Regions from separate parts of the Homo sapiens genome. Here region 2 is linked to region 1. A link is an interaction called in ENCODE POLR2A ChIA-PET data of the cell type or tissue named here. Cell type or tissue: Panc1. All regions are shown on one strand. Links, peaks and the distances in the headings refer to the core of each region. The heading gives the core; the rest is flanking DNA. Region 1 overlaps RUNX2 (RUNX family transcription factor 2). Region 2 overlaps SUPT3H (SPT3 homolog, SAGA and STAGA complex component).

Region 1 (15,568 bases), core at 6,521-11,520:
AGCCACTGCGCCTGGCCTGACTTTCCTTTTAATTAACATAGATGTGTTTAATCTAGCTGACCAATGCTGTAGATGTAGTCTATTCAAGGAACTAGACCACCTCTGCCACTTTTGATCATATCTTCATTTACTTGTATTCTAACTAGTCTTTATTGAATGCCCATTATGTGTGAGTCACTGTTCCAGGTACCAGGGATTCAATAGTAAACAAAAAAAACAAGCTCTCATGGAGCTGACATTCTAACCTATGTGTGACTTGGGGGAAGAGGGAAGACAGAATATAAACAAACAAACATGTAATTATATATCAAATGGTAAACTATCAGAGAAATGGAGAAAAACAAAGCAGGGGAAGAATAGGGAGCCAGTTTGGGCTGGATGGTGTGGGGAGAGAAAATCGCTATCTCCCATACCTGATCTGGGGAAACTCACTGAGGTGACATTTAAAAAGATGAGGGAGTAGGCCGGGCGCAGTGGCTCATGCCTGTAATCCCATCACTTTGGGAGGCCAAGGTGGGTGGATCACCTGAGGTCAGAAGTTCGAGACCACCCTGACCAATATGGTGAAACCGTACCTCTACTAAAAATACAAAAATTAGCCGGGTGCGGTGGCGTGTGCCTGTAGTCCCAGTTACTAGGGAGGCTGAGACAGGTGAATTGCTTGGAACCAGGTGGCAGAGGTTGCAGTGAGCTGAGATTGTGCCACTGCACTCCAGCCTGGATGACAGAGCAAGACTCTGTCTCAAAAAAAAAAAAAAAGAAAAAGAAAAAAGAAAAAAAAAAGGAAAAAAAAGAAAAAAGAAAAAAAAGTATTCTAGGCATAAGAATCTGCAAGTGCAAAGGACCCACCTTCTTGAAACTCTCTCCTGCTCTAGGATGTCTCCATTCCCCATGGCCCTGCCTCTTCACTACTTCCTCCTCTGTGTTCTTCAATGGTGCTTCTTCTCCTCCCCATTTATTGAAACGGCCAATGTGAAAACAGCTTTCTGCACCTTTCCCTTTAACAACCCATCCATTCTTTTTGATAGTGTTGTTGTTGATTAACATGTATTAATCGATTCTTTAAAATATCTATGCAATTGAACAAAATTTACAGTTCTCAAGGTGCCTGTCTGCAGCATATTAGACATCAACAGACAGACCTGATTATTACTAGGAAATAGACCAGAGGCCAAACTTCACAATTTACCAAAAAAGTATATTAGATTTTATTTTAGCCAGAGGAAGAGTCTCAACATTGCAGAATCAGAACATCCCATTTTTAAAGATTAGATTTCAATGCTCCCTTCATGAATGTATTTCTGGAAAGGCAGTGATATAGCCATACGGTCAGATAGGCTATGAGTTATAACTATACGAACCAGCAAACTTGGAAAATATTTCAAAATGTCATCTGATTAACCCTCTTGCCTTTTGGCAGATCATTGTTGAAACTTATCCCGGTTGCTGGAAAATTTTTCATTGAGAGGAGTTCTACAGTTTCTCTTCACAGTCTGCTTTGATGAAAGCATTAACTCATGTAAATAACCCTTTTTGTTCATGTTCTTACCAGTATTTAGAATGTTTTCCTTTTCATCCATGCAAATTCTGCAATGATTTAATAACTTGTTAATTCTCCATAAAATCTTATTTGCCCATAGAGGACACTGCAATTTTTCCACCTGTAAGCCAATATCTACAACATTTATCTGGCAATTAAGTGTGAACTATTATTCCTCTTATAAAGTTACATACATATGTATTATTTAATACTTCCGGCAGCAAATATCATCTCTTCATTTAGACCATCACTACCATAAGGGCAAGAGTTGGAGCTAAACAATTTTGTGCCTTGACAGAGTGCTTCTTGTATACAATCATAATTTGATAAATCTTTGTTCAGTAGTGCACTACAGCTAGCTCATATCAGCTACTAAAGCCAGTTGTGCACATCTCCTTCCAACCCATTGTTTGGTGACATCATGCTGGTAGCTTAAAAATCAACTATGGTAGGCTGGGCGCAGTGGCTTATGCCTGTAATCCCAGCACTTTGGGAGGCCGAGGCAGGGGGATCACCTGAGGTCAGGAGTTCAAGACCAGCCTGGCCAATATGGTGAAACCCCGTCTCTACTGAAAATACAAAAATTAGCCGGGCGGTGGTGGGCGCCTGTAATCTCAGCTACTTGGGAGGCTAAGGCAGGAGAATCACTTGAACCCAGGAGGCAGAGGTTGCAGTGAGCTGAGACTGTGCCACTGCACTCCAGCCTGGCCAACAGAAGTGAAAATCCGTCTCAAAAAAAAAAATCAACTATGATGGGAATATTTAGACCATAGAAATTGGCAAGTGCTATAGATCGGTAGAATGGGTTCACATCTAGCATTACGATTTACTACTTGTGTGACATTTGATGAGATACCACCCTGTGCCTCTCACTTTCTTCATCTGAAAATAGGGATATTATATTACCTATTTCATACAGTTGTTGTCAGGAGAATAAGAGTTTATATATGTAAACCACTTAGAAAATTCGTTGGTACATAATATATATTCAACAACTGTTAGCTTAATTTTTATTAAACAATCTCTCTACCTATTTCACAAATTCTCGACTGCTCTGTAAACATTTTGAGGAAGTCTATGATATGATCATAATCTATGCAGCATTATTTTCCACGACTCCCCAGTAAACACCCTCTGTTGTCTCAACAGACTCCTCTTCACCTACCCCTATGATAAGGGAACTTAACCATAGCATAGGAATCCCTCTGTCTGGACGACTACAGTAGAAATTATCATGGGGAGGCTGGAACTAAAGTAGTAAGTGGTGTGTTCTGGTATCCTGACTTCTCAGGTAAAGGTTGGGCCCATTTTTTGTAGAATCAATGGAAGAATAAGACTCTTAGCATTATATTTAATATTCTTTTTATAGTTGTTTTTGGAAGAGTCTCTCACTCTGTCACCCAGGCTGGGGTGCAATGGTACAATCTTGGCTCACTGCAACCTCTGCCTCCCAGGTTCAAGCGATTCTTGTGCCTCAGCCTCCCAAGTAGCTGGGACTACAGGCACGCCTGGCTAATTTTTGTATTTTTTGGTAGAGATGGGGTTTTGCCATGTTGGCCAGGTTGGTCTCAAATTCCTGGCCTCAAGTGATCCGCCCGCCTTGGCCCCCCAAAGTGCTGGGGTTAGCATTACATTTAGTTTTATTGCATGTTAAATAGGCTTTCCAGGGCCAGATAAGAATTTGACCAATTTTTATATTATTTTGTGGGAAAGGATGTATTTGTTCCCAATCCCCGAAAATACTAAAAATAATGACATGAATTTTCCAAACCAATCTCCAGCCCAACCCAGTACTAGGAAATATATGTGCTTTAATGTCATAGACTTTGATATTCAGAACCATAGAGCTTTTAAAAATTGCTTTATTAAATACTGAGTAGTATCAAAATATAATATTGTTGGGTATAAAAAATAGCAATACAATGAATACTTGTGTAGCTACCACCCCACTTATAAAATAAAACATTATCCTTACCTGTAAAACCCTGATCTGATCTCTGAACCAATTCAGAGGTAAACACAATCTTGAATTTGGGGGTTATAATTCCCTCAAGTTTTATTTACTATTAATATTTTTTGAGATGGGGTCTCACTCTGGAGTGCAGTAGTGCAATCTCTGCTCACTGCAACCTCCGCCTCCCGGGCTCAAGCGATCCTCCCACCTCAGCTTCCCAAGTAGCTGGCACCACAGGCATGTACCACCAGGCTGGTCTCGAACTCCTGAGCTCAGGTGATCCACCTGCCTCGGTCTCCCAAACTGCTGGGATGCAGAGATGAGCCACTACTAGCAGCCTCAGATATATGTAATGCAGGGGAAATACCACAGTGATGTGAGACACCTTCATCCATTAAAAAAATACATGAACAAGATCCTCCTCAGTCAGAAATTTTACATTGTTTATTTTTATCCCACTCTTATTCTTCTTCCACAAAATCATTTTTATTGTTGTTTTTGAGATAGGGTCCCCCTCTGTCCACCAGGCTGGAGTGCAGTAGTGTGGTCATAGCTCGCTGCAACCTCTTAAGTCCTGGCCTCAAGAAATTCTCCTATCTCAGCCTCCCCACTAGCTGGGACTACAGGAACATGCCAACCAAGCCCAGCTAATTTTTTTTTTTGACTTTTTGTAGAGACAGAGGTCTCGCTATGTTGCCCAGGCTGGTCTTGAACTCCTGGCCTCAAGCGATTCTCCTGCCATGGCCTCCCAAAATACTGGGATTATAGGCATGAGCCACTGTGTCCAGCCCAAAATAATATTTTAATGGTGTATTTTTTTTTTGCTTTAGAGTCTCAATTAGTCATGCTTCACTATTTTTTCAGCAGAAAAATAAGTACATAAATTGAAATTGCAAGTAAGTAGTTAAGCATCCTAAGTCCATGAGTTTATAACTGTTAAAATAATTCTTCTGGTTTGAGTTATTATAATATTATTATTACCATGGTATAGAATTGATGAAAGAACATAACTACATTATACTTTTTATAAACAATTATTAAACATGAAAGTTAACTGTTTTTTTGGAAATACATCTCTTAAGGATTTGAAAGAAGTGGTGCTTTTGGTGCCTTGATTAATGGAGGCTCTGTGTGGAGGCCAGGAGATTTTTATTTTTATTTTTTATTTTTTTTTGAGACAGAGTCTCGCTCTGTCGCCCAGGCTGGAGTGTAGTGGCATGGAGGCCAGGAGATTTTTTTATGCCCAAAGGCAATGCATAACAGTAAGGGAAGGTGGCCTACTTTTGCAAAGTAGGAAAAGGGAAATATGAAGGGAGAAAATGGGAACTATGGGCAAGTTCCTAGGCATATCACTTTTAGGAAGGAGTATATATGACTTTGAGGATTTGGGAATTGATTCTCTTAAACCTGTGTCTGTGGAAAATTTTCAGGTCTTGCAGGAGTACCTGTACATCTTGTGGAAAACTACCTTGATGCAATGCAGCCCCTAAGAACACTAAAGCAAGCTATCCTAAAAGTCACTGAATCAAATGTCTTTCAGACTAAAATAAGATGCCTGTGTCATGTAATTTAGTGAATTAATTGAAAACAGAAGGATAAGCAAGGGGAGAGGAATGGTGTAGGTTAACCTACACCTAGGCTAGGGTCAAGCAGAATGGAAGGACTGCAGTATTTGAGTTCATACATCTTGTCTCTTCCTCCTGTGTATCAACCTTCCCCTGATGGTGTGGTTACAAGACAGAGTCAAGGTTTGAGCAACAGGACTTGGCAGAAGGATGGTGCCTCAAGTGAACACACTGGCTTTAGTTTAGACCTGGCCACAGCTGTAGCTTGCCAATTACACTGATGAACAGCTATGGAGCTTACTGGGTAAAGGACACATGGGCTAGAATGGGTTTTGTAAATGAGAAGTCAGTTTAAGACCTTATGAATATTGAGTGCCTGATATATGTTTACTGTATGAATATTTGGTGCTCTTGGTCCTACTATTCCTCCCAACTGAAATTAAGCACACATATGCTCAACTTCTTTTATGTCTAACATATCTCACAAGCCACTAGCTTTTATATTTAGTTTCATTCATTTTCCTTATTTTTCTCATTTTTCATAGCATACTGAATATTCTTAAATAAAACAGCAAATATTCATTGCACCTGGTTGGAAGAACACCACCAATATTGGAATGGAGACTTGTCTCTTCCTTTTGAACTCCCTTCCAGGAACAGAGCAACAGGATCACATGTAAACTATATATCTTCTCTGCACATCCTAAAAGAGTGGGTAGACTGAAAGATGGGAAGTACACTGGGAAGCCTTTTTAACTAACTCACTATAAAACCTTCCATTCAGGACAAGTGCAAGATATTGATCTCCTGAGCCCTTAGGATACCCACATGGGCTAAGGTGGCTGGAGCTGTACTCTTTTGCCTCCAAACACAAGCTTCTCATTTCTTTATTCCAGTATGACATACAACGTATTATAATTTTCTATGTATATCTAGGGTAGATACTTAGGTACGGAATTGCTAAGTCATACAGCATATGCAGTTTCAACCTTAATGCCAAACTATTATTTCGAGGTTTTTTCCCCAATTTATATTCCCAACAAGATGTAAGAAAGTTCCCATTGAGCCACAGCCTAATCAATATTTGATAATTTCAGAAAGAATAATAACACTTAATAATATGAAAATTTCCTATTTTAAAAGGATAGAAAATTCAGGTCTAAAGATAATTTAATAGGTTTATTTATTCAGTGATTCATTTTAACAAGCATTGATTGACACTTATTTCACTCTTGGCATTATGCTAAATGCTGAGGATAAAAGATGACTAAGACTAATCCCTGTTCTCAAGGAACTTACACTCTATATGGAATGCATATATGTCAACAGATTATTCAGGTGATGAGTGCAATAATGGAGGTAAATGCAAATTTCTGTAGCACTGATGAAGGAAAGAGAAAAATGAGTCTGAGTTTGGGGCAAGAGATATCAGGAAATGTGTAGGTTGAGGTTTTTCACAAGATATATTTGTTTTCAAATTTGGGTTTTACTTTTTAAACTCTATACTCATAGTTCTGTAGTGATAACTTGGGAAGGCCAGGACATGAAGGGGTTTTGTATGATAGATGATATGGAACCACTTAAAGAGTTTTAGGCAATGCAACAAAATGAACGAAATTGTATTCTAAAAAGAGAATGCCGATGGCAATGTGGAGGATAGACTGGGATTGAGATGGGCATGAATGGAGGCAGGGAGACACGTTAGGAGTCCATTGTAGTTGAAGTTCAAGATGATAAAAGCCTGAACCTAAAGCAGTGACAATGGATATGGAAAGAAAATAGATATGAATAATATTCAAGAAGTAGCATTAATAGAATCAGGTGATAAACTAGAAGTAGAAAATAATGGGAAAAGATTAGTCTATCATGATACCTAAGTTTCTACCTAAGGGGATATATTCATTCATTCATTCATCAACTAATATATATTGATCACATGCTACATGCCAGAACTTATGCTGACTGTGGGGGCTATCTAGGGATAACATGTTAACATGGCTCCAGGGGACACTATTCACGTGGTATATACATGGAATATGGTAGGGATGGTGTTTCCAGACTTCTTCAATCGTGTGGTTCCAGATTTTCTGTGGATAGGACATAGTTCCTACGGTTAAGGAGCACACAGTTCTGTGTACAGTTGTACTGTTAACCAAGACGGAAAAAAAATAAGGACTGTGCACCGAGCCTTGGGAACCTACATGTTGCCCCTTGTCTTTCTTTTCACCTGAAACAATTAGTTTGGCATATTGGACATGCTGACCTTGAAGGGTTTATGGAATGTTTAGATGGAAATTTCTATGAAACCACTGGACATGTTAGTCTAGAGCCCTTGGTTAAGGGTTTATAGTGAGTTAGTTAAAAAGGCTTCCCAGTGCACTTCCCACTTTTCAGTCTACCCAATCTTTTAGGATGTGCAGAGAAGAAGTGTAGTTTACATGTGGTCCTGTTGCTCTGTTCCTGGAAGGGAGTTCAAAGGGAAGAGACCAAGTCTCCACTCCAATATAAACCTTCTGAAAGTTTTTTTCTTTCAATGGCTCCAAATTGCACACTCTACAATTGAGAAGTTCAGAAAATTGAGTAACTCATATTAAAATTTTCAAGACCGCAAAGGTTTTTCACATAATAGAACAATTTTAAGGGTGAAGTAAATGAATTCAAACTAATTTATTTTTCTTTTCATATATGTCTAATAAAAATGACTGACGGATTGTTTGGACTTTAACGTGTTTAGATGTGAGTCTCCCCCCTTTTATTCAGTGACAAGTGCAAAGCAACTTGCCAACAATTTTTTTTTCAATTTTGTAATTTTAACACTGACAATAAGAAACATTCTATAGAAAGTTTGACTTTGAACTGGAATATTTTTGCCATATCTCTGCCTAGAGGGAATTTTTATGGTTGAGTTTGTAAATGCTAGCAAAACAAAGTTGAAAATGGAAAAGCTTTCAATTTTCAAGGCTAATGTAAGATGAGTTATGCTTCTTATGCATCATACTTCTGGTAATTCTCTTATTTTTTATTTGTTGCAGTGTAAATTTTATCAGAGAAGCCTTTGAAAAAAAGATATTTATTTTTGTATGAACCAATACCATCAGCATCAGAGAAGCCATAATTTAATTATGAAGGACTATATATTATAATAAGTTATAACACTTCAACCAGTTTTCATGTTTGTAGTTATGGGCACACTATAATAATTTCCTTCAGTAAGGGTAAACACCAGTGAAGCAAGTTAAAAACAGAATAAATAAAAAAACTATATTCAATGAAACTACTAGATGCAACCCACATTTCCAGTAATCCTGGAGAATAGTAAGCATTAAGCTTAAGATCTGGAACATCTCATTCAGTGTGCTTTACTGTAGGATATCTTACTTGAAAATAATAAGAATAATGTCACTCAATAGCATTTTAGACTTGTTGATTATCTATGTACATATAAATCTGGTCTAAATGTTGAGGTAAAAATCCGAATTAAAACTTGCTGAGGCTGGGCACAATGGCTCACACCTGAAATCCCAGCACTTTGAGAGGCCAAGGCCAGAAAATCGCTTGAGGCCAGGAATTTGAGACTAGCCTGGGCTACATGCCCAGTATCTATAAAAAATACAAAAAAAAAAAAAAAAAAATTAGCCGGGCATGGTAGCTCATGCCTGTAGTTCCAGCTACTCGGGAGGCTGAGGTAGGAGGATTACCTGAGACTGACAGTTTGAGGCTACAGTGAGCTATGATCACACCGGTACACTCCAGCCTGGGTGACAGAGAGAGACCCTGTCTCAAAAAATAAAAAATAAAAAACAAAACCCCCCAAAAAAAAGAAGACTTGCTAAGATTCTTTTGTACGTATGAGAAGTAAACTAAGGGTTTTGATTTTGAGGCATGTGAAAAATCCCTACTTCAAAAAGCCAGAGAATCAGTATATCATGGTTAAGACTCAAACCTAGTCATCAAAAACTGTAGAAAGAGGTTTCACTTAGGAAACAGAAATAAATATATTCTCTGGGCAAAGATGTGAATTCAGAGAAAAATAACTGCATTGACAAAGGAAAGAATACTGGCCAAATAACCTTTTTTTAAAAAAACAGTTTTTTTCCTACTTTTTTTTTTTTACTCTGGTAAAAGTTTACCTTCATAGTGGCACTGGTGGGAACTGCCCCTTTTATTGTTATTTATTTACTTATTTCTGAGACGGAGTCTCGCTCTGTCATCCAGGCTGTAGTGCAGTGGCACAATCTCGGCTTACTGCAACCTCCGCCTCCAAGATTCAAGTGATTCTCCTGCCTCAGCCTCCCTGAGTAGCTGGGACTACAGGTGTGTGCCACCACACTCGGCTGATTTTTGTATTTTATTTTAGGTAGAGGCGGGGTTTCACCATGTTGGCCAGGCTGGTTTCAAACTCCTGGCCTCAAGTGATCAGCCCACCTTGGCCTCCCAAAGTGCTGGGATTACAGGCGTGAGCCACTAGGCCTGGCGGGAACTGCCTCTTTTAAACTCTTGTAAAGATTTGATAATGGAATCTATTTTATTTACTAAAGGAGAATCTAATTAATTTAACATCAAAGATACACTTATGGGAATGAAAGAAAATAAGCCCCAAGTGTAATGTGTTTGCAATGTATTTAAATAAAATCAAAGACAATTCTAAAACAGACGGAAACAACAAAACAGGAATGTCTACTTCTTTAAAATTACATAGTAATAAGCAGATAATCCATATTTTTGTTGTTAAAGAGTGATAACCAGGTAAGCACAGGACACACACACACAATCACCCTTACATAGTGAAGGTCAAAATTCTGTTATATCTGCTATCAATACTTCAAGTAGATACAGAAAGTTAAAAGATACATTCTTTTTTTTTTTTTTTTTTTTTTTTTTTGAGACAGCCTGTTGCCCAGGCTGGAGTGCAGTGGAGTGATCTTGGCTCACTGCAACATTTGCCTCCTGGGTTCAAGTGATTCTCCTGCCTCAGCCTCCTGAGTAGCTGGGATTACAGGTACACGCTACCACACCTGGCTAATTTTTGTATTTTTAGTAGAGATGGGTTTTCATCATGTTGGTCAGGCTGGTCTTGAACTTCTGACCTTGTGATCCGCCAGCCTTGGCCTCCCAAAGTACTGGGATTACAGGCATGAGCCACCAGAGCTTGGCCTAAAAGATACATTCTTTTGTGGAAGAATATGCAGTGATTGCAATTTGTACTTATATTTAATAACATATTAAAAAAATAAAGATGCTCGTAATGAAGCAAGGAAGCCTGAAATCACTCGGTAAGTTCTCAATACCCACAGACCTAGGGCTGGGCCAGGATGAGATGAAATGATGGAGGCCCTAGCTAGCCTTAGGGGCAAAACTTAAGGGAGTTCCAAACAAACCCTAGTATTCAAGATATGATTTTAATGGAATATTCTGAAAAATGAAATTGAATACCAATAAATACATGATAAACAAAATATCAAAGTATTAAATAATGAGGGGATCCACTCCCACACCTGCATAACTCTTCTGCTTCATCTTAATGAGGACTCAAGAGGAGTGAAGAGTCATGCCCAGAGAAACTTTCATTCAACTCTCCTTTTTAGATGAAGGAAGGTAATGGGCTGTAATAGCGAGGAAAAGACCAAGATTGTGGCTTCTAGAAGCAACATGAATATTCTCCCTCTTGTAAATGTGCACAAAAGTGGGAATCATGGTACCAAGGCCCTCTTTGGCTTGGCTGCTTGTAGCCAAGCCAACTTCACTTCTCCACTATATTACAATATTCCCTTCTAGACAGAACGGTCCCTTTAATGTTCCAACACATTTTTTTCCCACTTTGATTTAGCTCAGTATTTTCTAAAAATACTTCAAAGACCTTTAAATTCCTTTAGAAGCAATAATTAAATAAGTTTGTAAATGCTGTATTTACAAACTTGTAAGTCCGTCTAGTGGAGATTCAAAATGCATGTAGCATATTAAAATCTGGGATAAAATTGACAATATGAAGTCTGTTTATCTTGTTTAATACAGCGTTTTCCCAATTTTATTTTATCATAGAGTCACAGCACTACCCAGTCTCTGACTTCAACTGCAATAAGGCAGCAATCGTCTAGCCCTGCTCCCTTTCTTTCCTTGGTGGTAGTAGCATTTTGCTTTTCTGATTCTGTAAGGTATCTCTCCACCTTCCCAGATCCTGGCTTTTTTTTTTTTTTTTTTTTTTTTTTTTTTATCAGATCTAGTGATAAGGCAGCTCTGGAATTTTTGCCCAGGATTTTGTTTATGTGTATTTTAGTTTCAGTATGGACATAAGATCATGGGATTTCATGGAAGATGTCAGGACGACTGTGGGAAGAAACACTGACCAATTTTAGCCTGTGCTTTAAAATAGCCATATCTATACTCTCTGTCTACATCTTCTTCTCTTTAAAATATATGTCCTCTAATTATAGGCTTATAATTAGGAAGAGATAAATCATTTAATAGATGTGATATGGTGTTGGAAATCCTCATCTTATAATTACCCCAGTGGAGTGATCCAAAATGGAAACCACTATGAATAGGCATGTCTTGGGGATCAGAAAATGGAAACCTTAGCATATCAGTCTAAGTCCAATGAGGACAGAGAAACCATATAGTAATTTGAATAAGAAAAGTTTAATGTGAAGAATTATTGACTATAACAGAGGATTGGAGAAACAAGGAATTGGCTAGGAAGAACTAAAAATAACTCTAAAGAATACAGGAATAACAGCATCCACTACCCTCAGGGCTGAAATACAGCAACAAAGTAAGAGTCCTCCCCTCTTCTCAACCAAGGCTGAATCCAGACCCTGCACAGCCTTGGCTCCCTGGGTGGCAGAGAAGTTGTGCTAGTAGAGCTTGCTGCAGATCTGCTCTCTAGGGTGCTGGGGAAGGCTGTTCACACGGAGTTGCCTCACCAGAGCCACACTGCTACAAACAGCCCAGGAGGGGAGGGTGCTGGGGGAAACTTCTGGCTACCGGTGCTTCAGGAGCCTGGCACTGGAAAAGCTAGCTTTATTGCAGCAGCTGGGCTTTGGAGAAGATGTGGGTATGTATGCACTTCAGGAGCCAGGAGCTGGGAAATCTATATGTCCTGCACTGCAGAAACTGCTGTGTGAGCACAAGTTAACCAGGAAGCAAAACCCTTTCCTCCTGCAATGTCTTTCTAACGTCCCCACCGACAAAACATGATTGCCAACTGATAAAGAGAAATATTTAATGGATCCGGATTCATTTTCACAGAGCAGGTAAAAAAAGGTGAATTTGGAGCTGCAAGACAATAAACTGATAACTGGCACACCTAGGGAAGAAAAATGATCTGGAAGAAATATTGTCACTAATAGGAATATGAGTCAGGAAAAGATCCTGCCAATAACGAAGATAATTCAGGAGAATCATCTAATGTCAGAAAAGATGAGTCATTGCTTTTAGAAATTGATTATGACTAGATGGGAAGAAGAAATTGTTTTCTCTGAGAAAAGTCTAGTTTAGAAAAGCATGGGGAAAAACACTGAGAGAACGGTTTCTGAGTATGAAATCCAGAATAGCAAAAAACTTAGAATGGTGACTTATAATAACTGGCATCCCCTAGGATTGCAGCTAATAGAACCAAGTTGAACTCTTACTATTCTATTTTTTTCTGTTCTATTTTTTCTTACTTTGCTAGTTTGTAATTCAAATTTCTCACACTGTGCAAATGTTGATATTTTTAGTACTTTACTAGATGAACTGAGAGTATTATGATTTACATTTTTCACTTTGATGGCAGGGTGTAGGGAGGGGACAAATAATTGAAGTCACTGCCCTAATGCCTAAAGTGAAACTTTGGAACCTTGGGCAGTGAGATTAGAATAGGATAGCACCTTCCTTGGTGACTTAAAGGCAATATGTGAGCAGCTGGGTAAAGAATGGCTGAATTACTACAGGAAATCTTTAATTTTAGGGTGTTCTTAGAAGTTTCATCACAGACCTCTGTAAACTTTTATATATAACATTCCACTGCTGCTCAAAGATCACTGCTACTGCCATAGGACAATTGCCAACACCAAAATACCAGAAGGCTGATTTGAGAAAATTAGTTTTCTCTGACTCCTGGGTAATGAATTAGGCTCTTTTTAGAAATTACATTGGTTTCTTAAGGTAACTAGGGTGTCGTTTAGTAAGTTGGTATTTTAGTCAAACAAAATATATACCTCTTTAGTCAGTACCATGCCTGAAGAGTAATTACACAGATGCTCCATGAATGTGGTTCTGAAAGGTCATATGGCAAGTGTCAGCCTTTTTATGACAACACTGTACTCTCTTGTAAGTGCCTGAATATGGCCCTTGGGAATGCTAACTAAAACAACAAGGAAAGGTTTATGATGCTAAGTCCTCCACTACAAACATTTCATCTCTTGTTACAGCCATGCAAATTATTATAGGTCCATTGACAATGGGAAAAATTTACTGAGCTTAAAACAAATCAGACAGTATTTAACGGTATAAAAAGTTAAAATGGAAAAAATATGTCAAAAAGCTTTGGGATCACTTAAGTTACTAAGCTAACTGTCTGAAAACTGTATATAGGTCTTACGAATATATTGTATACTAGAAAATTATTGGTAAGCTCATTGAGTTTCTTGTGTAATCATGTGCAACACAGTTGGAATAAACCTACTAAAACCTTACCTATTTTTTATGTTCAGACTACATGAGAGTTTCTTCACTCTTCTTCATCTATGCAGTTAATGTGTTCCCACTATATTTTAAGGACAATGGAAAATGCTGACATATGGAGATGTGTAAGAAAATTGTTCTTAAGGAGCCTGTGAAAATGTACTCGCTCCTCATTCTTTTCTTTCTGTTTTGGCACCTCCAAAATTATTAAGTGAAAAATATTAATCTAATTAACAATTTATGCAGAAAAGAATAAGTTAAATGTTACGTTGTTCACTTTTAGAGAACTAATCTGAACCACATGCACACCCATTCCAGTATCTTTATAAAATATCTACTCTTTTCTGCTATCTCACTCCTCCATGGTCTTGCATCCCTTTCACTTTAGGGCAAGGGTTGGCAAACTTTTCTGTAAAAAGTCAGTAGATATTTTAGGCCTTGTGACTCGTACAGTGTCACAACTACCCAATTCTTCTGCTTTAGGTGAAGGCAGCTATAGATAATACACAAATGACTGACCATAGGTATATTCCAATAAAGCTTTATTTGTAGACACTGAAATTTGCATTGCATATCATTTTCATGTACTATGAATATTATTCTTTTAATTTTTCAACTATTTAAAAATGCAAAAAACATCTTTGAGAATTGTACAAAAACAGGCATTAGGCCAAATTTGTCCCATGGGCCATAGTATGACGACTCCTGGTCTAGTGGCAATGCTGCTTCTTCAAGGGCTGAGTAACCTTCTGTCAATCAGAGTCCAAACGAAAATTCTCCAAAGATCGTTCTGTTTATAAAGTTTTCCCATATGAGACATTCAAAGCTTTAGGGATCATCAATGTGCCCATAATTTTCCATTGGTTTTCCCACTTTAATAGCTGGTCCATTGAAAAATATTTTAAGATTTTACAGGGACTTATTCTACTTTTCATCATAAGTATATATAAAATAATGTATGGGGGTTAGAAAAGGAAACCAGGATAAAAGGCCTATGGGTTCTGTTCCCAGTCAGTTCTTTGACTGGATAAATAACCTGACTGCTTCACATCTCATTTTCTTTGTCTAGAAAGTCAGAATTGTCAGGTGTTGTTACTAAACAGTTATGTTAAATGTTAAAGGACATGGTAGGGAGTGGTGGGTGGGATTATGTTTGTATCTTCCAGAGTTGCCACATTTTCAGAAAAAAAGTGTATACTTTTTAGTGCCATCACATACAACTGAAAAGATGAATATTTCTGAAGAGAAATAGGGTGGGTGATTTGTTTCAAACATTTTGACGTAGAAAATCTAAACCCAAAGATGACATCAAGCAAACTATAGCACAAAATACACATATGTAAAACCTCATGGTTTTCCTATGTGCCTACGATTAACAGGAGAGGTTTGGTTTAGGGGTCTGTAAAAATGTTTTCTTTCTTTAAGCATAATGCTCAGAGCCAAGACATCATCAGCTCCAGGCTCAGTCAGTTCCAGTCGAAAGTGTGAATGTTCAGCAAAAGGATGTTTTTGAAAGGAGACTGAAAACCCACTGTGCCAGATACCTGAAACGTTGTTAGGGTATTCAGTGGAAAATTTCATTTCCACATTATAAATAACTGTAGGATATTTTAAGAGATCCAAGACTAGTAACTTCCAAGAGCTGCTTATATTAGTTCCACTGAAATGTGAAATGGAGGAAGGATACTGAGAAAGGCCATAAAGCTGAGTTACTAGATATGATTAATTAAAATAAATAATCTCACTATTGATTAAATTGCCCTTAAAATCCCCAACCACTGAGGACTGCATAGTTTGCTATCCACCAAATAAAACAAAGGACAAAACAGCGATGGAGAAAAAAGGAGG
Region 2 (15,568 bases), core at 7,092-12,091, 170 kb before region 1:
GGGCAGGGTCACTTCTCACAGCCTGAGACAGGAGTCTCTCAGGTTTTAGAAATTACGCGCTTTAGTTTTCTTTGTACAAGAGGCTGTCTTTGGTGTGCTGCACTGTCCTTACTCCAGGGATTAGTACTCCCTGTGGGCTAGAGTACTGAGGACCCTTCAGCACTTTTGGGCTGGGTCCAGCCAGCGCTGTGCTGCTACAGCCCTCCAAATGGACTCTGGGAGACATCAGTGGTGGCTCACAGGATGTGGAAATATGGGAGCTGTGGTCCCGAAGACAGGATGCAGCTCCATGACAGCTATGTGCTCACGATGGTGCTCAGCTGCAGTCACTCAAGTCTCAGGTGTGTGAGTGAGCCAGCGTGAGTACCCTGTCCAGTCTAATGCCTTGGTGAGGTCTTTAAATGGCTACTCATGCTAGTGTCAGAATTTGTGAAGGTAGAGAAGCTCTCTCTGGTTCCAACCACAGTACTGTGCAGTGGCAATGTTAACTGCTGAGGTTCTCTCACTTACTCTTTCACCACAATATCAAGCCCCTATGGGCTCCCAACCAATCTCAGCCAAGTCTCCAATGGCTTCCTTCTTCTGTGCCGCAGATGTTTCCTGTGACTTCTCTGTTGGATTCTGGTGTTCTCTCCTATATATTCTATTCAAGGTATGATTGTCTATTTGTAATTTTAGCTCTTCTTTCTGGAGAGGATGTGTGTCTGATGCCTTAGCCATTTAAACTGGGATCTCTAAACCCACATTCCTAACCACTATGATAAAGCCACCTACAGCTACTCTAAAGGAAAATCTTTCCCTTTCTATTAACTCTTTTAGAACAGTATGACTAAAACTATAAATTACCTTAAAAATAGATGTCCTTTATTGGGATAATAAAAACACCCTTGCTGTCACTAATAAATTACTAAAAACAACTAAAATGGATACATTCTCAAATTCTTACTGTCTAAAAAATAGTCACCTAGTCCTTGCAAGGTATTTGAATATGTACTAAATTCTAAACTGGCTCAATGTTATTAGAAGTACTCTCTTTCTTTTTAAAGCTATAAAATCCCCTTTTCCTATGTAAATATTACCTATGTATAATTGACTTTCATAAAATATATTGCTCAGTAAATACTAACATTATATTCAATTATTGTCTGGAGTGAGTATCAGTTACAAAGGATAAAATTCTTTAATCCTTTGGTAAAATACATTGATGTTGTTGAATAAAACCAAAGATACACTTTGGGAGGCCGAGGTGGGCAGATTGTCTGAGGTTAGGAGTTTGAGACCAGCCTGGCCAACATGGTGAAACCCTGTCTCTACTAATACTACAAAAATCAGCTGGGCATGGTGGTGGGCGCCTGCAATCCCAGCTACTCAGGAGGCTGAGGCAGCAAAATATCTTGAACCCAGGAGGCAGAGGTTGCAGTGAGCCAAGACTGCACCACTGCACTCCTGCCTGGGAGACAGAACGAGACGCTGTCACAAAAAAAAAAAAAAAAAGAAAAGAAAAAAAAGAAATACATATATATATACACACATGACCTGAAGTTCTAAATTATTATTGGGCTGAACAAATGCTTATCTTCAAATAACTGCTGCAATTTTTAAAAACTTATTTTTTCCTTACCTAGTCACAACCCTTATAGCATGCCAACTTAAAATTATTCCACTTAAAAACTTTGAAAATGTAAACAAACTATAGCTATCAAGTTACCCACTTTTATATCCAACTGATAATTTTCTTCATTTAAGTGGCAACTTTTCTGGAGATCTCTGCTGATCAGAAACTGTTCCATGGTACAACAGATTTTTATGAATTTTAACACTCCCAAGTCCTTAAAATGCCTAGAAATAGTTTAACAAGATACAAAACGCTTCTTAATAAAATTTAAGAGCTGAATGAACCAGTAGTTTACAAAATTCTGCCTTAACCTGTCTAACATGAAAATACCTCTCATGAGAATTTTTTCGGATTTAGGAAAAAAATGACACAGAAATTAGATGAGAAAAAGAGAATGGAAAGAAATTAAAATTAACACTGGAAAGAAAGCCAATGATACAAGTGACAAATGCTTTATCTAAAACTATGGATAAAACATTTGAAATTACAAATTAAAGGGAAATGATATATATGTTTCCAATGAATTTTTCTGCATCAGTATAAACATTATTATAAGGCCACATTTTAAATAAAATAGCCCCACCTTATAAACACTTATGAATAATTCTAATAACTGAAAAGTTTAAATTACTGATAAGGACAATCTCCATTCTGTACTGTACATAAATATGTCTTCATTTTTACACAAAAGTCACCATTAATTCTCTTTTGAAATCTGGGAGGATCAAGTGGCATTAAATTTGTAGATTCTAATATAAATATTATTAGGGAAAGAGCTCCTTAGAAACAGAAAAATGTAATATATGTATTTGATAACTTTATATTTACAGGATATATACATGTGTGTGTGTGTACCTGAGACCTAAATTGTACCCAGTACCTAAGACCCTAAATTGATTTACTTTACAAACACACACGCGCATTTATTTTTAAGTAAATCAATTTAGGGTCTCACGTACTAGGATGGTGAGAAGGTGGAAAATTGGGTTTCTACTGGACAAGAGAATTAAGGAACTGGAGAAAATAAAGTTAATCTTAAAGAAGAAGGCAGATTAGGAGTGTGCTGGGAACAGACCCCCAAATCTGGCCATAAGCTGACCTCAAAACCGGCCATAAACAAAATCTCTGCAGCACTGTGACATGTTCATGATGGCCATGACTCCCATGCTGAAGGTTGTGGGTTTACTGGAATGAAGGCAAGGAATACCTGGCCCAACCAGAGCAGAAAACCACTTAAAGGCTTTCCTAAACCACAAATAATGGCATGAGCGATCTGTGCCTTAAGGACATGTTTCTGCTGCAGGAAACTAGCCAGAGCCCATCCCTTTGTTTTGGCCCATCCCTTTTTTCCCGTAAGGAATACTTTTAGTTAATCTGTAATCTATAGAAACAATGTTTATCACTGGCTTGCTGTCAATAAATATGTGGGTAAATTTCTGTTCGGGGCTCTCAGTTCTGAAGGCTGTGAGTCCCGATTTCCCACTCCACACGCTATATTTGTGCATATGTCTTTAATTCCTCTAGCGCTGCTGGGTTAGGGTCTCCACGACTGAGCTGGTCTCGGCAAGTGGAACCCAACGTTGGGGCTCAAACCCAGGTCGAAAGGTCGCCGGGGCAATGGTTGGAGAACATGGAACTAAGCTGGAGGACACCCGAGTGCTCTTAAGCAATCCCCGTGGTGAGTAAAAAGGGGAGCTCAGAAGCATCAGGGTAACAATGGGACAAGTGTGGGCTCTGGTTAGTTCCATCTTGGAACCTTTTCACACTGATGATGAGGAGGAAGGAGAGTATAACAAAGTAACAGAGCAGGTTTGTTTGCCAGGTAAAGCTAAAGTGGCAAAGGAGGCAGATGTTCATCCCTACCCTTCTGCACCCCCTCCTTATTTTGAAGAAAAAGAGTGGCCTAACCCTCCAGATCTTTCTTTTCTGGAGGACCTTGGGTGAAAAGTAGTTGCCCCAGTGACTGTTCAAGCAGTGCCTCAAGCAACCTCTCTCAGTTCTATTCAGGCAGGAATCCAGCAAGCTAGAAGAGAGGGTGATTTAGAGGCTTGGCAGTTTCCTGTTAGAATACACCCCCCGAGATCAACAGGGAAATATTATAGCTACATTTGAGCCTTTTCCTTTTAAATTACTCAAAGAATTTAAGCAAGCGATTAATCAATATGGACCAGGTTCTCCTTTTGTAATGGGACTGTTAAAGAATGTTGCTGTCTCCAGTCAGATGTTGCCAGTGGGGACGGTAGGATTACTTCTAGGTAGGTCTGGTTTAAATTTAAAAGGAGTGCAAGTACAAACAGGAGTCATTGATTCAGACTACAATGGGCAAATTCAGATTGTTATATCTACTTCTGTTCTCTGGAAAGTAGAGCCAGGAGAGCGTATAGCACAACTCCTGACTGTGCCATATGTGGAAATGGGAAAAAGTGAAACTAAACGAATAGGAGGATTTGGAAACACAAATAAACAAGGCAAAGCAGCTTATTGGGTGAATCAAATTACTGATCAATGTCCTACCCGTGAAATAACTATTCAGAGAAAGAAATTTAAAGGTTCAGTAGATACAGGAGTGGACATTTCAATCATTTCTCTACAGCATTGGCTGTTCACGTAGTCAATTCAACCCACTCAATTTAACATAGTTGGAGTTGGTAAAGCCCCTGAAGCATATCAAAGTAGTTACATTTTGCATTGTGAAGGACCCGATGGACAACCTGGGAATATTCAACCAATTATAACTTCTGTACCTATAAATTTATGGGGAAGAGATTTATTACAACAATGGGGAACACAAGTTCTAATTCCAGAGCAATTGTACAGCCCTCAAAGTCAAAGTATGTTGCATGAAATGGGGTATGTCCCTGGTATGGGACTAGGACAAAATTTGCAAGGTTTGAAGGAACTGCTTCAAGCGGAAAGACAAAGTTCCCGCCAAGGTTTAGGTTATCATTTTTGATGGCAGCCATTGTTAAGCCTCCAGAACCTATACCTTTAAAATGGTTAACAGATAAGCCAATTTGGATAGAACAATGGCTGCTAAGTAAAGAGAAAATGGAGGCTTTAGAGGACTTAGTTCCTGAACAATTAGAAAAAGGACACATAGCTTCAATATTTTCCCCTTAGAATTCTCCAGTTTTCATAATTAAGAAAAAATCAGGTAAATGGAGAATGTTAACTAACTTAAGAGCCATTAATTCAGTTATACAACCTATGGGAGCATTACAGCCAGGATTGCCTTCTCCTGCTATGATTCCAAAAAACTGGTCTTTAATTGTCATAGATTTAAAAGACTGTTTCTTTACTATCCCTTTAGCTGAGCAAGACTGTGAACACTTTGCACTTACAATTCCTGCAGTAAACAACCTGCAGCCTGCTAAGCATTTTCATTGGAAAGTGTTGTGACAAGGCATGTTAAACAGTCCAACAATTTGCCAGACTTATGTAGGGCAAGCAATTGAACCTACTCGTAAAAAAATTTTTAGTGTTACATTATTCAGTATATGGATGATATACTTTGTGCTGCCCCAACTCGAGAAATACTACTCCAATGTTATGATCACTTGCAAAATTCGATTTCTTGCACTGGTTTAATTATAGCTCCTGACAAAATTCAGACTACTCCTTACTCCTACTTGGGGACCTCAGTAACTGACAGTACAATTGTGCCACAGAAAGTAACCATATGTAGGGATCAATTTAAAACACTGAATGACTTTCAAAAATTACCAGGGGACATTAATTGGATATGACCTGCTCTAGGCATTCCTGCCCATGCCATGAGTAATCTATTTTCTACCCTTAGAGGAGATCCTAGTCTCACTAGCCCTTGGCAATTAACAAAGGAGGCTGAGGCAGAGTTACAGCTGATTGAAAGGCAAGTCCATAAAGCTCAAATAAATAGAATAGATCCCAAGAAGACTCTAGATTTGCTAATTTTTCCGACTCAGCATTCACCTACTGTTGTTATTTTGTTATTGTCCAAGAACAGGACTTAGTAGAATGGCTTTTTCTTCCACATGTGAATTCATGGACTCTATAACTCCTTATTTGGATGAAATTGCTACTATGATAGGAAATGGGAGAACTTGGATTGTTAAATTACATGGATATGATCCTGGAAAAATTATTGTCCCTCTCACGAAGGCACAAATACAGCAAGCTTTTATAAAGAGTCTTACTTGGCAAACCCATTTAGCTGACTTTGTGGGTATTCTCCATAGTCATTTTTTCCTAAAATGAACTGTTTCAATTTTTGAAATTAACTAATTGGATTCTCCCTAAAATAACTAAATTCAAACCAATTGAAGGTGCTGAGAATGTTTTTACAGATGGGTCCAGTAATAGTAAAGCTTCTTATTCTGGATCGAAAGGTAAAGTTTTTCAGATGCCCTATACTTCAGCTCAAAATGCGGAGCTTGTAGCTGTAATTGAGGTATTGACTGCTTTTAATATGCCTATTAATGTGATTTCTGATTCTTCATATATGGTTTATTCTACACAATTAATTGAAAGTGCTCAGTTATGATTTCATACAGATGAACAACTGATGACTTTATTTACCCAACTGCAAACAGCAGTTAGGAGTAGAATGCACCCTTTTTACGTTACTCATATTACAGCTCATACATGTCTTCCAGGACCTTTAACTGAAGGGAATCAAATGGCTGATTGCCTAGTTGCTACTGCAGTATCTAATGCTACACACTTTCACAATTTAACCCATGTTAATGCCTCTGGTCTCAAGCGCAGATACAGCATTACCTGGAAAGAAGCTAAAGCTATTATCCAGTGATGCCCAACTTGCCAAATGGTGCATTCCTCATCTTTTACAGGAGGAGTTAATCCTCGAGGACTGGAATCTAATTCTCTTTGGCAAATGGACATCACACATGTTCCCTCGTTTGGGAGACTAGCTTGTGTACGTGTATGTGTGGACACCTTTTCTCACTTTGGGCTACATGCCAATCAGGAGAGTCTTCTGCCTGTGTTAAACATCACCTTTTGCAGTGTTTTACAGTGATAGGCATTACAGCTTCTATTAAAACAGATGATGCCCCAGGCTATACTAGCAAAGCTCTAGCTACATTTTTCTCTATACGGAATATTAAACACATTACTGGCATCCCATATAATTCTCAAGGACAAGCCATTGTAGAACGAATGAATCTCTCCCTAAAACAACAATTGCAAAAGCACAAAGGGGGAAACAGGGACTATGGAACACCCCATATGCAACTTAATCTAGCATTATTGACTTCAAATTTTTTGAGCCTGCCTAAAGGCCAGATGCTATCAGCAGCTGAAGAGCATCTACAGAAACCAGCTGCAAAGACAGAAGCAGAACAACTGGTTTGGTGGAGAGATCCGATAACAAAAAGTTGGGAAATAGGTAAAATAATAACTTGGGGTAGAGGTTATGCTTGTCTTTCTCCAGGCCAAAACCAGCAGCCAATTTGGATACCATCAAGACACCTGAAACCTTATCATGAGCCAGATGCCAAAGAAGACATTCTAGCAGGATTGCGAGGACCCCCCAGTTGCAGCCATGTTGACACTGATGCTGAGGAGGACCCCAGCTGTCACAGATGGTGGAAGAAAACCTGAGGAAAGCGGACAACCTGTCACAACGAGTAATTTAATGATAGCTATGATAGCGGTGGTCACTACTGCCGTGAGTATTCCTTCAACAACGGCTGACACAGAGAACAATTATTCTTATTGGGCATATTTATCAATCTTGGCTGGCAATAATGCCTGGATGTAATCACTCTATGACACATATACACATGCTTTCTGGTCTCAGTATTTACCATAATAAATCTGCTCCTATAATTAGGCGTACCGCCCTCAAAAACCTATCTGTAAACAGAATTGGACCTGGCCAGAAATAATGAACTTACTTGTTTGGGAAGATTGCATTACAGAACAGGCAGAGGTGCTGCGCAGCGATTCCTATGGAATCATTGATTGGTCCCCTAAGGGGATGTTTAATTTGAATTACACCTCTCAGTCTGCGTGCCATGGCCACACTATGTTCAGCTGGTCCAAACAAAACAATCAGATGGTAGAAACAGTAAAAAATACGGCAAGTTCCTATTATTTGGAAACATGGTGGTATAGAGGCACCTCAACCTCAGATGATATGCCTGCTGTAGGAGCTTAACATAAGGATTTGTGGAAACTATTAATGGAAAGAATAAAAAAACATCTAGAAGGACACTCTACAAACTTGTCTTTGGATATTGCAAAATTAAAAGAACAAATATTTAAAGCATCCCAGGCACACCTGACCTTAATGCTAGGAACTGGAGTGCTTGAAGGAGCTGCAGACAGATTAGCAGCTAGTAACCCATTAAAAAGGATAAAAACACTTGGAAGCTGGGTGATTTCAATGATGATTGTGCTTTTAATCTGTGTTATTTGTCTTTGTATAGTCTGCAGATGCAGATCCCGACTCCTGCGAGAAGTAGCTCACCGTGACAAAGCTGCCTTTGTTTTTATCACTTTGTGAAACAAAAAAGGGGGACATGTTGGGAACAGGCCCCCCCCCAAATCTTGCCATAAGCTGGCCCCAAAACTGGCCATAAACAAAATCTCTGCAACACTGTGACATGTTCATGATGGCCATGATGCCCATGCTGAAGGTTGTGGGTTTACCAGAATGAGGGCAAGGAATACCTGGCCCACCCAGGGCAGAAAACCACTTAAAGGCGTTCTTAAACCACAAATAATGGCATGAGCAATCTGTGCCTTAAGGACATGTTTCTGCTGCAGGAAACTAGCCAGAGCCCATCCCTTTGTTTCGGCCCATCCCTTTTTTCCCGTAAGGAATACTTTTAATCTATAATCTATAGAAACAATGTTTATCGCTGGCTTGAGGCCAATAAATATGTGGGTAAATCTCTGTTCGGGGCTCTCAGTTCTGAAGGCTGTGAGTCCCCTGATTTCCCACTCCACACGCTATATTTGTGTGTGTGTCTTTAATTCCTCTAGAGCTGCTGGGTTAGGGTCTCCACGATCAAGCTGGTCTCAGCAAGAGTGAGAGGTCATCAGTGAGAAAAGAGGTTTGTGGCCAAGAAAGTACATGACCAATGAAAGAGAGTTAACAGAAATGGAAGGGGGAAAAAGAAAGGTAACTAGAATAAAAACTACTAGTTTAAAGAGAATGGAATATAATTAGGAAAAAGCAAAGTAAATTTGTCCAGAAGAATAAAACAAAGCATAGGATCCTTTGAGGAAAGAACACAAGGCAAGAAAGCAAATTGCTAGTCATGAAGGACTACACAAAGTGGTTATGTTTTACTCTATCCAATAAAACATGATTAATAAGAAACCAATCAATTACATTATTCCAACAGTATTCTAAATAACATTCCAGACAGTTCCACTTGTGGAAACTACAGAGCAAATTTACTTGACTTGGTCTTCTGCTGTAAACAACCAGAAAACTAGATAAAATACATGAAATAACTGGCCTCACACAACAAACAAAAACCATGCATAACAGCAATGACTGAAAGAAGCAAAATAAAGAACACCCTATGCTTATCCAGCCTTTCGTGTGTAGGTACTTTCTAAACAGAATAAGGACAGGGATAGAACATAGAAGCCAAAGTTCAAGAGACAGAGACAACAACTTGAGAGGTAGAGGCAACTGAAGTGCCTAAGTGTACCGAAGAGATAGTATTTCACCAAGAAAGAACTTTAGAAGTCTCCACTGATGTCCCCTTGAGGCTTTGGCTAAATACTAAGTTGAAAATGCATAAAGACAAAATTCACAACACAAGACACAACCATAGGGGAGCTTGAAGATGAACATTCTCAGAGCTCATATCAAGCTGGGAGACACTTAAGTTCACACCAGTCAGAGTGTAGACATCACTGAATACAATAGTGGCATTCAATAGTGACTCTTGGAAAGCAGTAGACTATAATGGCCCTAGAGTAAAAAGTATTCCATACTAATTCTAAGAAAATTTTAAAAACTCAACAAGATCAAGTGTATCTATAACTAATCTATAATTAAATTGCCTGGAAAAACAAAATTCACCATTCTTGAAGGAAGATAACAAAATCTAGAAAGTCAAAAACATGAGTCACAATGACTCACCACCAAATAATTTATTAGACATGCACAAAAGCAGGAAAATAAGGCCCATAAACAGAAGAAAAGTCAATAGAAACAGATGCAGAAATGGCATAGATAACAAAACTTGGCAGGAAAAGCTTTTAAAAGAGCTATTATAAGGCTGGGCGTGGTGGCTCACGCCTGTAATCCCAACACTTTGGGAGGCCGAGGAGTGTGGATTACTTGAGGTCAGGATTTAGGACCAGCCTAACCAACATGGTGAAACCCTGTCTCTACTAAAAATACAAAAATTAGCTGGGCATGGTGGTGTGCACCTGTAATCCCAGCTAGTCGGGAGGCTGCGGTGGGAGGATTGCTTGAGACTGGGAGGCAGAGGTTGCAATGAGTTGAGATAGATCGTGCCACTGCACTCCAGCCTGGGAAACAGAGCGAGACTCCTTCTCAAAAAAAAAAAAAAAAAAAAAAAGCTACTATGTATTATATACAAGCTCAAGAATTTAAAATGAGCAGACAAAAAAATCTAACAATGAAAAAGAATCTTAAGAAAACTTCTATAGCATAAAAAATATATACAAAGTGAAAAAACTCACTGCACAGCTTAACAAAGTCAGCCAATGAAAAGAAATAATAAAAATTTGAATGAAAATCAAATAGAAAACAGACCAAAAACACAGAAAAATTACTCAAACCTAAACCTGATCTTTTTAAAAGATTGATAAAATCAATAAATCACTAGTTAAACTAACTGAGAATGAGAAAAAGAACACAAATTATGAATCTCATTAATACAAGAGATTGTAAAAGAAGAGGCATAACTATATATTCTACAAACACTGAAATGATAATAGGGTAATATTTTGAGTTACTTTATGCCAATAAATTCAACAACTGAGATGAGATGGACAAACTCCTTGAAAGACACTACCAAAAATGGTATAAAACTTTGAAAATCTGAATAGCCCTATATGTATTAAAGATACTAAACTACTAAGTAAAAATTTTCCAATAAATATCATTCTGAATTACAAAGAGCAGTTCTCCTTCTTTGCACTAATACTGTTGCCTGTATTTCCCCTGTATCAGATTACAATATACCCGATCTGTTTTATATTTTTAATTTACTATTTGTTCATTTAATTTTATTTGAGACAAGGTCTCACTCTGTCACCCAGGCTGGAGTGCAGTGGTGTGATCATGGCTCACTGCAGCCTCAACATCTGGGCTCAAGTCATCCTCCCACATCTGCCCTCCTGGGTAGCTGGGAAGACAGGCATGTGCCACCACACCTGGCTAATTTTTTTCTATTTTTTGTAGAGACAGGGTCTCACTATGTTGCCCAGGCTGGTCTCAAACTCCTGGGCTCAAGTGATCCTTGGCCTCCCAAAGTGCTGGGATTACAGGCATGAGCCATGGCATCTGGCTGTTTTGCTTTTGGCTGATTACCATTTAGATCAGAGATGGCACGGCCTCCGTAATTCACCTATAGGAGCCATTACAACCAATCACAAATCTTTTTCCTACTAAAGCCTAGATACGCTCCCACAGTTCTTCTCAAACATTTCAAGCAACCAAGGGGAGCTGCATATAAAGATAAAACCTATTAGCCACACCTTATTTATATCCTTAATAATAATTTCATTATTCATCTCATTTTTAAATCATTATTTTTCCCAAATAGCTTTAGGAAAATTTTCCAATCTTATGCTCTCCTTCATTATTTAAATCTTACACAAAACAGTACTCTTGTATAAGTGAACATTTTAAACAAACAACCCCACTACCTTTTCCTGAAAACTGGTGCTGTCCACACAATACTAAATTCTTCCTGGTTAATACCTTCTACACTAATTTTACCCAATTTTCTTGCCTATCATCTCTACCTGTTTAACACTGTTTAGAGTTTAATTGCATGTAATTTTCTAACTCATTACCTGTTGCTATTACACCTCAGTAAACTTCTATCTCTTCCACACCCAACATTCTCTTTCACATTAACCTAATTCCTACTTCCCTATCTTCTAAAATACACATGTTCATTCCCTTCTCCATTCCAATATTTCAGCACTTTTCATTCTGAGGGTTAAATTTCTTGAGAATAAAGTTTTCTATGTGCTTATAATATAGATGTCTTATAAATCTATACTAAATAAATGAAAAATCTTATTATTTGAGCTGCAATTTGACATAATAAATACAACCAGTTACTAAATATCTATGAATGCACCTAAAATTCCCATTTCATTATTTACAAACTCTTCCACAGTAAAACTAGCTTTACCTTCGAGCATTAAAAGATTTTGTAAAAATCATTTTTTAAGATTGGTAATGCTTTGATTGGTAAGATCATAAATATTTTCTACAAGTTTTTCATTGCAAATGTGTAGTATTTCAGATATTTCACATGTTTTTTCAAGAATATCTATTTTGGTTAATCTGGGAATTTAAGTCCCTAAATAATACCATTACCAAGGTAATGTGTATTCTGAGTTCCAAACAATTAAAATACAAGTGAACTTTTCTTTGTGTGGTAAAATATTCATAACATAAAATTTACTATTGTAACCATTCTTAAGGTTAAAATTCAGTGACATTAAGTACATTCACATTATTGAGCAAACATCACCACTATCCATAACCAGAAATTTTCTATCATACCAAGCTGAAACTCCACACCTATTAATCAAAAGCTCCAAATTCCCCCTCCTCTAGCGCCTGGTAATCTACTTTCTGTCACTATGAATTTGACCATTCTAGGTACCTCATATAAGTGGAATCGCATAACATTTGTCCTTTTAGGTCTGCTTTATTTCACTTAGCCTAATGTTTTCTAAAATTATCCATGACGCAAGAAGTTCAAAATTTAATTCCTTTGTAAAACTAAATAATATTCCATTTCATGTAGGTACCACATTTTTTTATCCATTCATCCACTGATGGACATGTTGGTTGTTTCCACCTTTTGGATATTGTGAATAATGCTGCTACAAACACTGGTGTACCAATATCCATTTGATACTCTGCTTTCAATTCTTTTGGGTATATAACCAGAAATACAATAGCTGGATCATGTGGTAATTCTGTTTAATTTTTGAAGAACCACTATACCATTTTTCACAGCAGTTCAACAATTTTAAATTCCTACCAGCCATGCAGAAGTGTTCTAATTTGTCCATATCCTTGCCAACACTGTTTTTTTAATAAATAGCCTTTCTAATGGGTATGAAATGGTAACTCATTGTGGTTTTGATTTGCATTTGTCTAAGGACTGGTAATATAGAGCATATTTTCATATTCTAATTGGCCACCTGTATATTTTCTTTGGAGAATGTTTATTCAACATTTTTGCCCATTTTTTAATTGGGTTGTTTGGGAGTTTTTCTGTTGAGTTTTGGGAGTTCTTTATGTATTCTGGATATTAACCCCTTATCAGACATATGATTTAGAAATATTTTCCCATTCTGTGGATTTCCTTTTCACTCTCTTGACAGCGTCCTTTGATGCACAAAACTTTTAAATTTTAATGATGTCTAATTTTTTATTTTTCTTTCGTTACCTGTGTTTTTAGTATAATATCCAAGAAATCACTGCCAAATTCAATGTCTTGAAGCTTCTTCACTATGTTTCCTTTAAGAGTTTTACAGATTGAGCTCTTACATTCAGGTCTTTTATCAACACAGGTGAACTTTTAACCATCATCGTAACAGGAAGTAGAGTGCAACTTTGCACTAAGTTAAAATTATCAGTCCCATGGTTTGTTTTCTCCAAATTATGAAAAGCATTTGCTCTTAAGAATCAATATTTAACTCCTACTAGCATGTAAAAAATAGAAAGTAATGCAGATTCAAAATAGGAAAATAAGACGCTATTACTTCTTACAAAGTATGTTCTCTGACCATAAATAACCTAGAAATCAACAAAAGGAAGGTACCTGTGAAATCCCCCAAGTAATCAGAAATTGTAAAACACGTATCTAAGCAATTCACGGGTCAAGGCAGATGTCTTAAGGGGATTTACACATATTTTTAACTAAATGAAAATGTAAATACAACATATCAAAATTTGTAAGATACACCTAATGCAGTGCTAAGAGGAAAACTTACAGCATTAATTACACATATTAGAAAAGAAGGTCTTAAGTCAATAACCAAACCTTCCCTCTTAAGAAACTAAAAAGATAAGAAGTAATCCTAGAGTAAGCAGAAGGAAAGATATAATTGAGACAGAAATCAATGATATTGAAAACAGAGTAAAATCAATAAAAGTAGAAACTTTAAAATTGATAATTTTCCAGCCAGTCCAAGCACAAAGTACAAGAAGAGCTATCCCAATGGATCCCACAGATGCTAAAAGGATAATAAAGGAATACTATAAGCAAATCTCTGATAATAACGTTGACGAATTAAAAGAAATTGATGATTTCCTTGAAACATACAAACTACCAAAATTCACTGAAGTAGAAAGAGACAACTGGAATAGCCCTATATTTTTCAGGAAAGAGTTGAGCAGCCCTTCTGCTATCTTTTGGGGAGCCTGACTGCAGAGCTGGCCTTCAGCTGGCATGTAAAAACTTGGCCTTTGGGGTGTTCCCATGTAACATGGTTATTTTGCCTGTTTTGGGCACAAAACCCTGACATACCAGCTTAATCTAGGTCTTTTGTAGAAACACTGTGATTTATTATAAAGACCTGTTCTCTTTCTTGGAGTCAAGTATTTTACTAGTTATGGCTAGTCATGCAGGTACCATGTGCCTACATGACCAACCCTTAATAAAAAAACTCTTAAGTCTTAAGGGGGCTTTCTAGATAGAAACAATGCACATGCATTACTACAATTCACTGCTGGAAGAAGTGTGTTCTTTGTGCCTACCACTCTCAATAGGGAGAACTTTGGAAGCTTAAATCTAGATGCCTCCAGACTCTACTGGATTCTTTTTCCATTTTTTTTTTTTTTGTAGACATAGAAACCCAATTCTAACTTTCATACAAAAAAGGTAAGAAAACAAGAACTAGAGCCAAAAATGTTGAAAAAGAAGAACAAAAAGAATTCACTCTAAGACATTTTCTGACTTATTACAAAGCTACAGTCATCAAGACAGTGTGGTAATGGAGAAATGTTAGACTCAAAAATCAGTGGAACAGAATAGAAGGTGCAGAAATAAACCCAAAGAAATATAGTCAATTGACTGTTCACAAGGATGCAAAGTAATTCATTGGAGAAATGACAGACTTACTTGTCAACAAATAGTGCTAGAATAACAGGACACCCATATGCAGAAAAAATGAATATTGACCCATACTTTACAACTTATACAAATGTAATTCAAAATGAATCACAGACTTAAATATAAAACAGAAAAAAACCTATACAAAAAAACTACGAATCACTTAGAGAAAAAACTGAAGAAAATCTTTGTGACATTTGTTTATGTACAGAGTTCCTAGATATAATACCAAAACCATGATATATAAAAGAAAAAATGACCAATTGAATTTCATAAAAATTAAAAGCTTTTGCTCTGCCAAAGATGCTGTTGGAAAAATGAAAAGCTACATATTTCCATGGGAGAAAATATTTCAAATTACATATGAGACAAAGGACTTCTAAAGGACTGGTATCCAGAATGTATAAAAAGCTCTCCAAATAAAAAAAATAAGAAAAATTATCCAGTAAATAAAAAAGGAAAATGCTGAGCAGATACTTCACCAAGGAAGGTTTACAGATAGCAAATAAGCCATCAACATCATTAGTCACTAGGAAATGCAAAAGAAAATCATAGTATGACACATCTTCACACCTATTAGAATGGCTAAATCAAAAAAAGAGAAAAAACTGGCAATGCGAAGTGCCAAAGAGGATGTGGAAGAATT

The links. ChIA-PET counts read pairs that join two places held together with the same protein. Peaks named below come from ENCODE experiments on the same cell type or tissue, not always from the same donor. Only the 100,000 strongest peaks of a DNase experiment are listed, where the experiment ranks them.
Region 2: POLR2A ChIA-PET joins it to region 1 with 5 read pairs; 3 of 35 experiments call an interaction of 5 or more read pairs at or near these places.

Annotation. Positions count from the first base shown.
Region 1 is chr6:45,403,516-45,419,083 of GRCh38, forward strand. The region is part of intron 2 of RUNX2 (RUNX family transcription factor 2); the gene reads left to right. Among named protein-coding and RNA genes, the nearest start is that of SUPT3H, 33 kb to the left of the region's middle. In Panc1, for the core only: no CTCF peak of the experiment used is centred there; no DNase peak of the experiment used is centred there; H3K27ac peaks cover 252 bases.
Region 2 is chr6:45,233,054-45,248,621 of GRCh38, forward strand. All of the region lies in intron 2 of SUPT3H (SPT3 homolog, SAGA and STAGA complex component), which reads right to left. Among named protein-coding and RNA genes, the nearest start is that of MIR586, 43 kb to the left of the region's middle. In Panc1, for the core only: no CTCF peak of the experiment used is centred there; no DNase peak of the experiment used is centred there.